Regions from separate parts of the Homo sapiens genome. Here region 2 is linked to region 1. The links are chromatin loops, found by intact Hi-C in ENCODE. Cell type or tissue: heart right ventricle. All regions are shown on one strand. Links, peaks and the distances in the headings refer to the core of each region. The heading gives the core; the rest is flanking DNA. Region 1 has its middle 38 kb from the start of ASIC2-AS1. Region 2 overlaps ASIC2 (acid sensing ion channel subunit 2).

The links. A loop is a pair of places that touch in the nucleus more often than their neighbours do. Peaks named below come from ENCODE experiments on the same cell type or tissue, not always from the same donor. Only the 100,000 strongest peaks of a DNase experiment are listed, where the experiment ranks them.
Region 2: a loop joins it to region 1, with 2.9 times the contacts of the local background. A loop is called at or near these places in 2 of 110 quality-filtered maps.

The regions. Positions count from the first base shown.
Region 1 is chr17:33,516,387-33,524,718 of GRCh38, reverse strand. It overlaps a transcript of ASIC2 not described here. Among named protein-coding and RNA genes, the nearest start is that of ASIC2-AS1, 38 kb to the left of the region's middle. In heart right ventricle, for the core only: CTCF peaks have their summits at 2,724 (motif pointing right), 3,899 and 4,107 (motif pointing left); DNase peaks (open chromatin) are centred at 967, 2,837 and 4,108.
Region 2 is chr17:33,046,753-33,055,084 of GRCh38, reverse strand. The region is part of intron 3 of ASIC2 (acid sensing ion channel subunit 2); the gene reads left to right. Among named protein-coding and RNA genes, the nearest start is that of SPACA3, 59 kb to the right of the region's middle. In heart right ventricle, for the core only: a CTCF peak has its summit at 5,095 (motif pointing right); a DNase peak (open chromatin) is centred at 5,088; H3K27me3 peaks cover 750 bases.

The DNA of each region.
Region 1 (8,332 bases), core at 314-8,313:
TGAGTGGATGGAGGTGGAGGGACTCAAACTGGGGACCTCATTCTCGTGAGCAGCAGCATGACCCAACTCAGCTAAGCTGCCACACCAAGCCAGCACCTCCCCACCATCCTCGTTAGCCATATGCATATACACCTAACAAGCTGTGACACCCCCTCCCAGTGCACACCTCCGAATGAGTCTACACTTCACCCAGAACATACAGAAACAATACTGGTAAAAGACCACCTTTCTTGTTTTACATAAATTCTCATTTCCATCATACCTGTATGGGGAGAACTCATTCTCTCAACTCCAATCAAAGAGACCAAGCTCCCACTTCTGGTTCACAATTTGCTGGCTATGCAATCTTGGGCAAGTCAGCCAATCTCTCAGAGGCTTCATTTCCTCCTCTGTGAAATGGGAATAATAATACTTACCCTGACGATGTACTGGGAAGGCTAAAAAGGGGATTCTATGCACAGTGTCTCTATATAAGGAACCCAACAACGGTATATCAGCACATTCTGACTGGAGGGCAAAGAATTTGGAGGCAGGGATTAGCAAGAACTGGGCAGAATCTCAGAGGCTGAGCCTGGGGATGGTGAGAGAAACTCCTGAGCCCAGCCAGACTAGGACACCAGCATTGGCCCAGGGGCATGCTGAGTTGCTCCTGAAAGTGAAAGATACCTGCTCAAAGCTGAGAGGAGCTGGAGAAGGTTGAGGCTGACCCCTGAGTGTATGACTGAAAGAGACAAGAAGGCCCAGGGGTCATCCGAAGAGTTGATTTAGAGCAAGATTAGATCAATTTCCTGAGGCTATGCTATGGATGAGAACTGCATGGAGACAGCACTTACATCATGAGAGCAGGAACTTCCCCTCCGTCCCAGCTGTTCTGAGATTGCAGCCCAGTGAAGGGTGAGCTTCCCCTCCCTGGAGCTACATCAGCCGTGAGTAGATGACTAGTTGGTAGAGTGAGCACAGAGGGCCTTTCCAAGCACAGAGACAGAGCACAGAACTGGGTGTCTTCGAGATTATTTATAACAACGGGAAAGTGTCATTTTCTGAGTCAGTGTTCACATGGGAAGGGGAACCTGCCAGAAGCCAAGCCCTGTGCTAGGAGCCAGGAATGCATTATGCTACTTAAACCTCTAAGCAACCCTCTGCAGGAGGTTTTATGATCCTAGCCGGGCACAGTGGTTCACGCCTGCAATCCCAGTACTTTGGGAGTCCCGGTGGGTGGATCACTTGAGGCCAGGAGTTCGAGACTAGCCTGGGCAATATGGTGAAACTCCATCTCTACTATAAATACAAAACAATTAGCTGGATGTGGTGGTAGGTGCCTGTAATTCCAGCTACTCGGGAGGCTGAGGCACGAGAATTGCTTAAATCTGGGAGTAGGAGGTTGCAGTGAGCCCAGATGGTGTCACTGCACTCCAGCCTGGGCAACAGAGTGAGACTCCATCTCAAAAAGTAAATACATAAAAAATAAAGATGGCTTTGTGATCCTCATTTTAGAAATCAAGAAACAAAGTTTCAGAGGGGCTGAGTACTTTACCAAGATGACAAAGACAGTGAGTCCATTGCTGGAATTTGACCTCAGAACTAGGGTCCTTCATCACAGAACGAAGAGAAAAGAGAAGGGTCTTTTCCTTAAGACAGAAGAATCTGCAAAAAGAAGATTGAGGCCCAGCTCAGAAGATGGGTGTCCTGACACTTCTTGTCACCCACTTGCTGTGTAGATCACTTTCCTTCCTGCAACCTGGCTTGATCATGTGCTGATCTCTCTTGGGCTTGCGGTGGGTGGGGTAGGGGGAGCCAGGGGTTGCCCTGGCCTTTGTTCTGGGCAGCCCCAGGACTGCACGGTGCAGAGCGGGAGGCAGTTTTCAGGGATATTGCGATGCCACACGGCTTCAGTGTCTGTGTCTGCACTGGAGGTGGCGCTCTCGTGTGTCTGTTCTTGTGGGAATTCATGGCACCGCAAATAAAACTAACACTTGGATTTTCAAAACACTTGGATTTTCAAAGTTATAATCTAGGGCAGACAAGAATTCTTATTCCACAGATGAGAAAACTGAAAATCTCAATGAAAGAAACTGATAGTCACTGAGTCCTGTGAGGGACTCTTTACTGCGTCCTCTCACTTAGCACCCAAGGCAATTCTGGGAGACGGGAATTACTGTTCCTATTTCACAGATGAGGAAACAGAGGGTCAGAGAAGTTTAGTGAGTTGCTCAAAGTCAAAGAACTAGAAAGGGGCAGGATTCCAACCATGGTCAGAACTACTGCCAAGCCGCTGCCCCTACAAAGACACCTCAGGGCCCCCCACAGGTGGGCCTCAGCCCACAGCAGGAGCCGGTGGGCCTTCAGCTCACTCCTGCAGGGAAGACTCGGTTTCTCAGAGGAGTCCGAATGCTCTGCAAATGTAGGCCTTCAGGAACGGGGGAAATAATTCATTGACCCTTTAAGATTCAATATCATATTAGCAGGAGCTAGAATGGGGAGCAGATAGGACTGGAGGTTTGGGGGGCTGGTGGGGAGCCCACGAGGGGGTACTGAGCAGAGGGCACAAGGCTGCCTGGTAGGGACAGCAGTGACAGGAAGGAGTGGGGGGACTGACAAAGAAGTGCCATGGGTCAGAATTTTGCCATCCCTGACCCTTCCTGACAGGATGCTCCTCTATGCAGCCCCGGAACCCACCCAGCCAGCTGGCTTTGCTCAGCTATCCCATAGGCCAGGCAGCGGCTGCCCAGCAGAGGGCCCCCTAGCCCTGGCTGAACCACACTGCCCGCAGTTGCCAGAGGGCCTCCCTGCCCGCCTAGGTGCCAGGTGATGGGGGAAGGGGCCTGCCTGCCATGCACACCCAGAGGAACAGCCTGGGTCCCCTCTTGTCAGGTGTCTTCAGAGGCCCCACATCAGGGTTCTGAGGAGCGGGGATGAGGTTTTGCAAGGTATGGCCTTTGAGGGTAGATGATGACCGTGGGGCATGAATGCTGGGCTCCAGTCCTAGCAGTGCCATCAGGTTACGTGACTTGAGCAATTCCTTCCCCTCCCAGAACTCAAATCCACCCGCACTGTAGACTAGAAGATTCTCAACAGTCCCTCCAGCTCTGCCAGTCGGATCCAACATCTTCCTTGCCCATCTCTGCCAGACTCTCAGCAGGCTCTCACGGGACCCCAGCTGGGCTGTGCACCCTGCTCTGTGTACCCACTGGGAGAGACTGACTCCTTGGTCATGTGGCTACTTCTGTCTCCAGGACTTCGGGGGCGTTGGCCGCATCAGAACTGGGCCATCCCTGCCCTACAGTCACCATGGCTGCTGTACCTCTTGTGTCCCTGTGTGCCACACTCAGAGTGAATAACTGTCAGCAAGGCTGGCCCCGAGTGGCAGGCGCATTATCCAGGGGCCCTCTTTACCTCCCACCTCCCCCTGCAGAGCCAAATAATTCATTCAATTTCAGCTAATTTGCATCCTTCAAAAGATACCCCTTGGCCGACGACAGTGTTGAGCCCCTGCTTACCCAGCTCCAGAGGCCTTTATTTGCTACTTCTCCCGCAAGAGGCAAAGTGCTGTGTGGACCCAGCCCAGCCTGAGTCCCAAGTCCCGAGACCTAATCTGCCAGTTCGCCACGAGACTGCCTTGAGGTTATTGAACCTTGTCTGTAGAATTCCTGCCTGCCTGTTATGAAATAATAATAATAATTATTATTATTCAGACTCCTGGCTGCCATAAGCCAGCAATGCCAACATCAGTACCTTCTCTTCGAAGTTTTTGCTTTTCCAAAGTAGTCCAACATGATTCCAGCACCCACACACCCAGGCAGGTGAGGCAAGCATCCCCTAGCCTGCTGGTTCCACAGGCTTAACCCCAGGGCCTGAATGTCAATTTCAAAATACCCTTTGTCATTTCCCCCTGGGGAAGAGGCAGATTCCCAGAAACAGAACTCCCTGCTATCTCAGAACTCCAAGACAGGAACACAGGTGAGGCCCAGGGATACATTTGCTGTGAAGCAAATAAAGTTTTAAGCTTTGGGGCCGCTCACTTGCTCCTCCACCCTTCATAGCCCCAAGAGGGGCCCTGTCCGTGGGTAAGGGGATCAGCCAGACTGTGGGCTCACTGCCGCCCTCTCGTGGTCTCTCTCCAAACTGTCCCTCCTGAGGCTCCTTGTGTGCTGAACATTGCTGGGCACCAAATTAATACGACTGTACTGGACTGGGTGATTAATCCCAGGTGGCCATTCACCAAACTATCCTTCCAGCTCCTCGTGTGTTGGACATAGTTAGGCATACTAATTAATACAACCTCCCAGTTAACCACTGGACCAGGTATTCCTCTGAGTAAATGCTAGAGCATGGTGTAGCTGTGACAAACACTGGCCAAAGAGCGTATGTTCTGCAGGTGCAGACACAAGAATGAATTCGCGAGTGATTTTCATGCTTCCCCACTGACCCTGTCTTTCTGTCCCGTATCCTTGTTCATTCCTTTCTGCCTGGACAGTGTTTCTTCAAGTAGAACAGCTATACTTCTAATCACAACAGGATTATTACCCTGTGACTACAATGCATTTATTAATGACCCTCCCCCAAATCTAACAGCCAAAGAGGCCCCTGGGGAGGGGCCACAATAAGCCAGAATTCTCGTTGCAAAGATACCCTCTGCTCATAATCAGCTCTTGGATGGTAGGAATAGCAAGGAATGGCAATAATTAACACATGAATGTTTAACAGCATTTGTTTCTCTGATTCCTGGGCTGTACTGAACAGTCATAAAAATTGTTTTCTCTCTGAAGCATAAAAAATGTTCTGAAATCACCTGGTGCATTCACAGATGTGCTGATTAACTGTGGCCTGGAATGTCACAGTGACCACGACCCAGGCTTTGCTCTTGGTCAGTTGAAGTTCCTGGCTCACTCTCGGTTACAGCAACCTGCGTGGGTGGCCTGAAGTGAGGTCAAGTTTGACAGACGGTCTAGCAGTGCCTGGGCACAGAGATTATTCCCACTCTCCTTAAAAAGACCTTCCTTAAGGAGGCCTCCTCCTCCTCCCTAAGGAAAGTGCTAAATCCAGTCCTTTCCAAGCCCAGTGGTGGTGATTAAGCTGCCTACCTGCTCAAAATGCAGCAGTTTTTCCATGACAGTGAGCCGAGACCCACTTGTGCGCTGATTAACATGGAGACTCCTGGACTCTACCCAGAGAGTCTGATCCCATGAACCTGGAAAGTGGCATAGAAATCCAGATTTGAATAAAGCATCCCAGATGGTTCAGGTGCATGTGTTTGCAAAGCCTAGGTAGAGAAATACGGGGGTCATAGCTCGTCAAATGTCAGAGCTCAAAAGCTGCCCCACAAGCCCGAGGCCAACTGTGTTTAAGGGGGTGCTCAGTGGAAAGAGAGGAAAGGAGAAGGGTAACAAGCTGGGCGGCTTCCAGCATTCCTCCCTCACTTCCACCAGAGCCGCTCTGCTTCTATTTGTATAACGGAAGGGCCAAGAGCAAGGCCTTATGGCCTCCCTCCATGAGTTCAAGTCACTTACAAGCCGTGTGACCTTGGGTAAGCTACTTCACCTCTCTGTGCTGTGGCTGCCTCCTCTGTAAAATGGGATGATGATTAAAAAGAGTAGTTATCGGCCCGGCGCGGTGGCTCACGCCTGTAATCCCAGCACTTTGGGAGGCCGAGGCGGGCGGATCACGAGGTCAGGAGATCGAGACCATCCTGGCCAACATGGTGAAACCCCGTCTCTACTGAAAATACAAAAAATTAGCTGGACGCAGTGGCGGGCGCCTGTAGTCCCAGCTACTCGGGAGGCTGAGGCAGGAGAATGGCGTGAACCCGGAAGGCGGAGCTTGCAGTGAGCCGAGATCACGCCACTGTACTCCAGCCTGGGTGACAGAGCGAGACTCCATCTCAAAAAAAAAAAAGAGTAGTTATCTCACAGGGCCACTGTGGGATTAAATCAGTTAATGTGTCCAAAGCATTTAAGAACAGCTTTAGGAACACACTAAGCATTTATTCTTGCATATTAGCTTTCATAATATTATCTCATATATTGTAATGAGGCAGTAACATTGTATTCACTTTATTTGTTGTAAGGTGTAATTTGGAAAATGAAGGTGCTATTGTTTTTTAAAAGCCTCATAAGTAGTGTATCAGTCCAACCAATTCATTTTATGGATGGGTAAACTGAGGCCCCAGGGAGAGAACAGCTGGTGGAGGCCACACGGCAAATGGAAGCAGGAAAGGAACCCACCCAGATCTGATGGAGCTTAGTGCTCATGGTGCCCCAGCCCACTGCACCTGCTGCCTCCCTCAGGAAGTCAGCTCCAGCTGATGGCAAGTTTGGCCTTGCCCCCTGCCACATCATGCAGGGGCTGGGACTCCACCAACCTTAGCCTTTTTCAGAGCCCACGTGGGCAGCATTTCTCAGTCTCTCCTTCGCCCGCACTTCCATTGGCTTCAAACGCCATGGCTATCAAAAATAAGCTCACATCCTGGAGGTATCTGTTTCTAGAGCTTACTCTTAGGTTTCAATTTCCAAATTTCTACAGAGTTCAGGCGTTATTGAGGAGCTCAGGACTGATAGCCAAGAGGACATTTTCTATTAGCCCTTCTCCAAAAAAATCAAAAAGAGGCCAGGATGACACTCATCTCTTGCACTGTTCCTGCACATCAGAGGGGCAAATAGATATTTGTGTTCAAGAGGATGATGATCAGAGGCTGGGATCAGGACTGGGTGCCCTCTCTGGACTTCCAGGCCAGCTCCCAGCATGCAGCCTGCGGTCGTTACACTCCAACACATGGTTCTTCCTCCTTGTGTAGTTCCCACCCACATTGCAACAGGCTTGGTCTAGGCGACCTATGAAGGAAGTGATTATTATGTATTTTATTTTATTTTTTTATTATGCTTTAAGTTTTAGGGTACATGTGCACAACGTGCAGGTTTGTTACATATGTATACATGTGCCATGTTGGTGTGCTGCACCCATTAACTCGTCATTTAACATTTGGTATATCTCCTAATGCTATCCCTCCCCCCTCCCCCAACCCCACAACAGGCCCCGGTGTGTGATGTTCCCCTTCCTGTATTATGCATTTTAAAAGACTGTGGCCTCTGGCTTGAGTGCTCTCTCACTTGTGTGCATTGACCCTCAGAGTAGATTCTCCAACCCCAGTTAAGTCTTCAAATACTGCAGCCCCCAGCTGGCATCTTGACTGCAACCTCACAAGAGACCTCGGCTAGAATCACTCCGCTAGGCTACTCCCAACTCCTGACCCACAGAAACCATTTGTTATAAATTGCTAAGGTGTAGGGTAATTTAATACGCAGCAAAAGGCCAGATGCCATGGCTCGCGCCTGTAATCCCAGCACTTTGGGAGGCCGAGGTGGGTCGATCACTTGAGGTCAGGAGTTTGAGACCAGCCTGGCCAACATGGTGAAACTCCATCTCTACTAAACATACAAAAACTAGCCAGGCATGGTGGTGCATGCCTGTAATCCCAGCTACGCAGGAGGCTGAGGCAGGAGAATCACTTGAACCTGGGAGACAGAGATTGCAGTGAGCTGAGATCGCGCCACTGCACTCCAGCCTGGGCAACAGAACGAGACTCTGTCTCAAAATAATAATAATAATATGCAGCAAAAGGTATAACTAAGATAGAGGTTATGAGGGTTTGAGAACCATTTCCCAAAGCAAAGAAACAACATCTAGAAGAAAAGAGAGGCTTCGTTAACTACCAGGGACCCTGAAAAGAAGGGATAAGATGTCCTCAGACCCATGCGGCACCGATACATTCTGATGTGTGAGGGTTTTGACAAAGGAGCCAGAGATGAAAATCTGGATCCTGCCCTAGGGCAGTCCATTGTCTATTGAAAAAGACAGACAGGAAACAGGAAATCAAACCCAGTGTAATAAGAGCACAACACCTAGCCCAGGCATGGGAGGGAGGAGGGTGGTCAGGCAAAGTGTCCCAGAGACAGGGACTCCTGATCCATTTACAGGCACTGAGTACTAAGCCAGGCACCTCCAAGGAGACAAAATAGATAAAGCCAAATCCCTGATGTCAGCGAGCTCACATCAGTTCCCAACACCAGTTGTTCCGTTGTACCCAACACCAGTTGCACACTAGACTTACCTGGAAGTGTTAATAGCACTAATAAAATTCCCAATGTCCAGGGTCCACTCCAGACCAATGAAATCAAAACTTCTGCCTGAATATCGGCATTTTCAAGTCTTTCTAGGAGAATCTAATGTGTAGTTAGGTTGAGTGCCATTACTGTAACTGAAGGAGCAACAACAGCATCACCACCCCTCCTCCATACACACACACACACACACACACTCACACTCACAAACACACTTA
Region 2 (8,332 bases), core at 322-8,321, 470 kb after region 1:
AGTGCTGGGAAAGGGGTAAACCACCCCAATGTCAACCCTGGGAAATGCATGTAGGAGAGCTGTGACCCAGGAGCTGACATGGGCTGAGTGGAGGGGAGGGAACTGACCCAAGGCCATGTGGCCAATGGTGATGGAGCTCCTTGAACCTGCTAATGGCGTGGCATGAAATGTGTTGAGAATTCCCCCTGCCCGCCCTACATCACGCCCTAAAATAAAAGCAACCGTGTAACAAGTTGCAAGCCTGCAAAAGGCTTTTCTTCCCATGCCGTGGCATAATTGATCACACCCATTTCTCATCAGGGTCAATAAATAGGACATCTTACCCCAGTTTTTATATCTGAGTGATGGTTTATGAGCCAAGTGACTGAAGTCTAAATAACGAAGCTGTGTTTACTTGATAAATGAAGTGCTGGAACGCCCGAGACGCCACATTTGCTAAACCTGCACCATAAGCTTTTCTCTAATGATAAATTCTCTCTGGTGTCAGGCAAAGCTGAGAGCCACATGCACCCCCAAGGACAGTCTTCTGAAGAATTGTGGCTCACACACAGGAAAAACTCTGAGTATTGATTTCCCTCACATGACTGCACAATGTTAGTGGTAAAATCATAGAATCCTGGGATGCTGAAACCGGAAAAGCCCTTAGAGGCAGGCCATCAAGGACTATCACTTGCTAAGCAAGCTCCCAATTTTACCTATGGGGAAACTGAGGCCCAGGGAGGGAAAGCTACCTTGGTAACTGGTTTGGCAGCGACAGAGTCCAGAAGTCTAGTCATTTGAGCCCCAGATTTGGGCCAGCCCTGGGAAAGAGTAATCAGTCACCTACCTACCTCCCCAAAAAGCTTAAAGGCTGGCAGGAGATGGGCATGTCAGGCAATAAATACAATGTGGTGTTGCAGGTGCTGGGATAAAACTCAGGCTGAACACCAAGATCCAAAAGCAGAGGGAATGGGTGGAGAAGGCATCTTGGCAGAAGGGCACAAACTGAGCCTTGAAAGCTGGGTAGATGGTTGCAGGCTGACAAGCAGAAAGAACAATCCTGGCAGGGATACAGGAGAGCAAAGGTAGGTGCGGCATTGTGGTGAAAGGGAAGGAGATGATGCATTTATTCTGGATTATGTTTGAAGTGTTAGATGGCTAAGTATTAAAAGCATCCAGATTAAATCCTTAGCAATCAGAAACGCTTGCTTCACTAGATTTTGCTAACTGCCAGTCATGTTGAACTGAATTAATATGTCCCTTTTTGTGAAACTATTAAGGTAAATAATTAACAATAAAGCTTCCTCTTATAAAGGAAAAAAAAGAGTAAAGGCAGAGTGGCTACAAGAGCCTGATGGTTTGCAGGAAGATGAGACTGGAGGTAGGAAGGCCCATCAGAGAGGGTCTTCTGAAGAAAAGGATTTTGGATTTTACCAGAGAGGATGATGATATAATTGAGTCTGCATTTTAGTAAGATCAGGTGGGGGTCAGATTGGAGGAGGGTATACACGAGACAAAGGCCAGTTAAGAAGCTCTTGCAACAGTCCTGGAGAGAAATGATTAGCCTCAACTTAGAGAAGAAGGGATGCTTACATTGACTTGGGAAAATGGAATCTGTAGGTCCTTTTCACACCTCCAGTGGAGGCTAAGGGAGAAGGAAAAGGGGCCAAGGTCCTTTTTAAAAGAGACTGTGTTCTTCCCTCCAACTCCCAAAAAGAATAATTTTTCAGGTCTAAAAATTAAGAATCCATGCAGTTAGTGCTCTTCAAGTTATAAGCTAAATTCCCATACAACAGATATCAGAGGTGAATTGCAATGTGCTATGTAGTTAATAGAAGCCATCATGCTAACTCAGAACAGACGGCCGCCTGGGATTTTCTTGAGTTGGATAATTTGAGTTCTGTTAAATAAAGTATTGTTTACTAATAAAACTAATAAAAAATTGCCTGTATTAGGCAGGGGAGGCTAACTGTTGTGACAATCAACCCTTAAATCTGAGTGGTTTAACACTAATACAATAAGAATGTGTTTCTCACTCACATTGCAATCCAATGCAGTTGGCATTTGGGCGGTTCTCCATGCTGCCATTCAGGGACCCAGCCTTCTCTCAACTGGTGTCTCTGTCCTCCTGTAGGTTTTCAGGCTCATCTCTCTTTAGCTATCAACTGGTAAAAGAGAGAGCACATCTACTCAGTCAGGGGATCCCACATCACTTCTATTTTACCGCATCTCAATGGTGAGAACTAGTCACGTGCCTCTCCTAGATTCAAGGAGAGCTGGGAAAAGCAGTCAGCCTAGGAAGAAGGTGAGAATTCCAATACTGGAGAACTGCCCTAGTTTATCTGTGCAGTGAACTCACTGTTAGCACATGGCATTTTCTTACTGAAGATGTTCTGGATACCCGCTAGAGCTCAGTGGGCACGATTTGCCTAGCCACCCCCGACCCAAAGACCCCAACAAGCAGGGACCTCATACCCTGGAGGTCACTGGGTAGAGGCTGTATCCATCATCCTGTCCTCTGCCCTATCTATCCTGAAGAGAGAGTTTTATCCTCCACCTGCCAAGCTCCTCAATGCCAGGAGCTTCCTGTTCTCCACATGCTCCTCCTAATAGATGGCTCTTCCCTCTCGCATCGACAGGAGACAGAGGCTCTAAGGCAGTTGTCAAGAATTACTGCAGCCCAGAGAAAGGACGGGGAGAATGACAGTGATTCATCAAGAAGACTTATAAGCTGATTGGGCAACTCATGATCAAAGCTGTTTAGCTACCCAAAGGGATAGCAGGATAAATTACAGCCAGAAGAATTAACAATTTTGTAATTGGCATCTTACATTGTGAAGGCTCATTCCAGTCACCTGTCACTGAGCTTTTAAAGTTTAGGGGAAAGCATTTGGCGGTGCCTGACTCTGTGTGTTCATATCTTGCTTTCAACAACTGAAGGATGGGTTTCTGAGAACAAGGGTGAGATACGTATTTATAAATGAAATCTTTTCCATGGGTTCCTCTTTCAGACCTATTTTTTCTGCAGTCCCATTTGGTTTCTAGCAGTCAGTGGCTCCCAGCACTGGCTTTCCATAATGTGGGCTTTGCTCTTTTTCTCTTCCCGCTACCATCACCGTCAAGTAGCTAATGATTCGTAAACAGGCATGGCAGCTTGCACATGTAGCTGCCACTTAAAGGGCCCTGGATAAACCCTTTGTGAAAATCATGGATCCTTGAATAATTGAAATAATGTCTGCCCTGACCCAAGGTTGGGTGAATTTCACAGACTGGATTTTCTTAAGGCAGACAAAATTTTTCTGTCCTCTTTTGCCAATGAGGATCTCTGCTATATTGACTGCCTTCTATATGTCATATAGGCAGTGCGCTAGATTCTGTTCTTATATCTCATAAAACCCCTCCAAGATGAAGAATGGTATTCCTATTTCACACAGAGGTAACTGATACTCAAAGAAGTTCACTAACTTGCCCGAGGTCACCAAGCTAGCAGGTGGCAAGGATGAATTTCAAGCTTAGGACATCTGACTCCAACCTCAACTCAGTCCCCAGATGAGGTGCTTGCCTACAGGAGTCTCAAGAAGATGCCAGGGAGTAAATCAGCTTATTAATATTTTGTAAAGCTTCCAGGAAATGACAAAACTTGAATTCACAGGGCTGTGAATATTGTGATAGTCAATTCAGGGGTCTAGCTTGCAGTGTATGGGATCATATTCTTCCTCACACAGTAACCCAGAAAGAGAGCTGGGCAGGGCACAGGATTGGGAGACAGCTGGTTCAGTGTGCGGTAGGACCAGGATTCAAAAGACTTGGGTTCTCATTCAAACTGTACCTCTGACCTGCTAAATTATTTCTAGAAAATCACTTTGCCTTTGCGAGTCTGTCTTCAATCTGTAAAATGGTGATGATATGCCTGTCCTCCACTGAAAGGGAAAGAGACCCTTGGCAAAGCATCCTGAGACATACAGAAATCTCTCAATGGGTCTCTGAAAAGAAGGTCTATCCAGGGGCAATGGGCACCATCTGGTATTAGACAAGGAGGGGTACCTTGGTATGGGACTATAGGATAGTAGTGCAGGGCTTCAACATTAGACTGTTGAAATCTAAATTCTGACTCCATGACTAGCCAACAATGAGACCATGAGCAAGTTTCTTCATGTCTCCATCTTAATTTCTTCATCTGCATAGCAGGGATAACAATAGTACCTACCTCATACCTAATCTATGCAAAGCACCAGGACCAGAGGGTGTCAGTCCAACCTTCCCTGCACCCCTACCCTCCCACACTTTCTCATGGTGTTTCCACATGCCAGTCTCCCCACCACCAAGCAGGAGGGCCATGGTCCATGGAACAATCTCAAGTAGCCAGGCTTGAATGAAGGTTATTTGTTCCTCTTTGAAAAGTGAGCACCCGGGATTTCCTCATGGTCTAACAGTTTGCATCTGCTCATCTATGATGTTACAGACTTGCAGGGGATGTTTCACTTCAAAGACCACTTCATCAGAGCAGCAGGAAAGACATCTGAGCATTTTGTAGTTAAAGTCAATATTGCTTACGATTTCTTCCAGTGCTCTTTCCAATGCCCCTGAGTTAGGGAAGAGGGAAGTGGGATAGGCAACCTAATATTTTTGAGCACAGACTATATGGCAGACCCTATACATGCAATAAAGACACTGAGGCCTATAGAGAGGATGTCACAGGCCATGGTCATCCAGAGCCAGGATTTGATACTGAGGCTGACTGATCCCAATCCAGACCATGGTCTCTTGAGCATACAAGAGAAGGGATGCCGCCAATACGTTTTGTCAACCAAACTTGCCCTCTGTTACTACGTCTCCAGCATAGAGGTGTGTTTTGAGAGGCGAGTGGGAGCTGAGGAATGGCCTCTCAGTTTAGATCTGAGATCTGAAAAAATTTCCCAGCGGCCACGTTCAGGTATAAAGAAAACCTCAGCAGAAGGCTCAGCAGGTTACATCGTCTCAGTTGAAGTTCCTGAGGTGGGGCTCAGGTCTTCCGTTGAGGTCTTCCTCAGGCTGAGCAGGCTTACCCGATAGCATTTTCTTTCCTAACATTCCCATCTGGTTCAAAAAGCCTTGCCCTGATCCTTGGGACCACTAGGAGGCAACAGTGAGCAGGAGACAGATAGTCCAGTGGCACAAAAGAGCACAGGCATGAGGAGTCTCTTTCCCCTTCCTCCCTTCCCTGTCCCACCCACCTTGCCATAATTCCAAAATGGTGAGGGGCATGGGGGATTTCTCTTGGTGCAGTCCTGGGGAAGAGGAGCACACTTTGGAGCGCCTGTTTTATGCAAAATGCTGCGGTAGATGCTTCAGTCTATATGTTAATCTCATTTAAAACTCCCTGTAACCCTGTAATGTAAAGCTAAGTATTCCCATTATACAGATGAGGAAACCGAGGCTCAACAGCATTTGTAAAACTTACCCATGGTCTACAGGCAATAATAACAACAGCTGCCATTGACTGAGCACCAGCTGTGTTCCAGGCACTGTACTGAGCCGTTTGCAATCATGAGTCCATTTGCTGTGTATCTCATCAAATCTAAGGTAACAACTCCAACTGTAAGGGTCAATATTATTTCATGTGACAGTAGGAAAGAAAAACACTACTAATTAAACTAAACACAATGCTAAGAGGCCATTAATGGTAAGATGTTATAGACATGTTAGGATATAGAAAATTATGCATCTTAAAATGATGAAACATAGAAATTCTCAAACAGTGAGATATGAGCTGTTATTCCCAGCTTATAGACAGGGAAACTGGGCCAATAAATGAGACAGCCAGCCCCAAACTGTCTACCTTTGGCACACAGCTAAGTCTTTTAGCCACACCATGCTACTCCCAAATATTGACAAAGAAGTCACTGTGTTCCATTGTGCCGACACTCTCCTAGGACATTCCATTCAGTCTGAACAGCAAATCTGTGGGGCCGTACTGCTGTCTCCCTTCTACAGACAAAGGGACAGCTGAGAATTAGAATCCAGACCTGCCTAATACCAAAGTCCACGCTCTTTTCACAACATGGTACACCATCTGCCCCTTCCTGCCTCTGTGATCCCCAAATGATCTCTTCTGGAAGCCCACATGGCATCCTGTGTGGACACTGATGTCACTTGGTTGAGCCCCTGATGAAAAGGTAAGAGTGCATGTCCTTCTTGGGGACCAGCAAGGAGGTCAGGGAAACCTGGAAGAAAATAATACGTAGGACCAGACCCTCTCTATCAGGTGAAATTGACAGGGAATCCACTCTCTGCAGCCACACCCCAAAGTCCAGGCAGACAGGGAGACCCCCGTACCAGGGACAAAGATCCAAACCCAACCTGGAACTCCAGGCCCTGGGATGGGCCCACAGGACCCAGGGAGAACTCCCATCCAGGGAGTGCTAGGGAAACTAGTCAGGTTTTTAAGGCCCAGGGCTCCAGACCTGGAGCAGATTTCAAGGACTCAACTGCACCACCTGTGTAATCTGTAGCAGATGACGTGGTCTCTCTTGACTGAATTTCCTCTTCTGGAAAATGAGAGTAATAACCATAACATGCATTAGGACATACAAGGCCCATCCAGAAATTAAGCCCCTTACCTGGATTTTACTATCAAAATTCTTCCTAGCTGTAGGTTGATCTTGAGAGATACGTTCAAGTGTGAGCTCGCTGGCCATCCCCAGTTTCCTAAGGCATGATCCTCAGAGACGAGAGGCCCTAGTGAGCAGTGATCAAGAAGCTATGGGGCTTTACTGGTTCACAAACTGAAGTGTGCCTGTCCATGAGAGAGATGAGAGATTCTTAGTCAGCTCGAGGTGCCATAGCAAAATGCCACAGGTTGAGTGCCTTAAAAAACAGACACTTACCTTCTCTTATTTCTGGAGGCTGAAAGTCTGAGATCAGGGTGCCAGAGTTAGTTTCTGGTGAGGACTCTCTTCCAGGCTTGCAAACAGCCACCTTCTTGCTGTGTCCTCAAATGGCCTTTCCTCAGTGCTCACGTGGAGAGAGAAAGAGCTCTGCTATGTCTTCCTCTTCAACAGACACCAGGGACTCCAACCTTATCATCTTGCTTAACCTTAATTACCTCCTTAAAGGATCTGTCTCCAAAAATTGTCACACTGGGGGTAAGGGCTTCAATATATGAATTTTGGGGAGGAGAGACAGACAATTCAGTCCATCACAAATAAAAATGACTTTGAACTCCTGAGGTAGATGGTATATTTATCTTTCCATCGCAGTCCTTCCTAATTGTCAAAGCATTCAAGATTACATCTAGGAAGGGCAGCATCTGCCCAATTCCCATTCAAAGTTTTCATGATGTACCCCAGAGACTTTAAAACCAATGCTGGCTAGAGCACTGGCTCAATCATATACAACTGAAATCATTTAGTGGAAAAGAAAGCCTCAGCCATATACAACTGAAATCATTTAGTGGAAATGAAAGTACTTTACTTGCTGTAAAGTAAGGCCAGGCATAGTGGCTCATGCCTGTAATCCCAGCACTTTGGGAGGCTGAGGTGGGAGAATTGCTTGAGCCCAGGAATTCGAGACCAGCCTGAGCAACATAGTGAGACCCTGTCTCTACAAAAAATAACAAAATTAGACAGGCATGGGTGACATGTGCCTGTAGTCCTAGCTACCTCAGAGGCTGAGGTGGGAGGGTTGCTTGAGCCTAGGAGACAGAGGGTACAGTGAGCTATGATGGTGCTGCTGCACTACAGCCTGGGTGACAGAGAGACCCTGTCTCTAAAAAAAAACAAAAAGTGGGGGGAGGGATCTGTAAAGTAGCTCCGCCCCATGTGAGACATGTGCCCCAGTATGCCAAGGATTGCAGCATTTCTAGGGATGAGGACAGGGAATTCACCCTCAACTCTGAGAGGGAAGGGGGTCAAGAACATAAAGTTTGGATCCCAGATTTCACCCTGGCAGAATCCCATAAAAGCCACACATGTTTTATGCCTGTAAGCATCCACTATTCCCCCACTGAAAAGATCCAGGAAGAGGACAATAAAAGATGAATTTTATGGCAACTGCTTGGTGTGCACAGAGCTTCCTGCGAGGCCATCTCAGGCGCTGAGGGATGCAGCAGAGCCTTAATCATGCGGCATCACGAGTGCAGGGAAGAAACTCATCCAGCTCTTGAGCCTGGGCTCCGGGGTTGGTTCTGCCCTGTGGGCCCCCTGCCCCTGCAGTAGTGTCCCAAAGGAAGAAGGTGACTGGGGCTCATTCTGACGACTCTGCCCGGCCTCCAGCGGCCTCCCTGGTGGAGTGTTGGGCGTGGAGTTGTCAATCTGCTGCAGCTGCCACTCAAGGGAGAATTATCAGTGAGGATTAACTGAGGCTGCACACACAC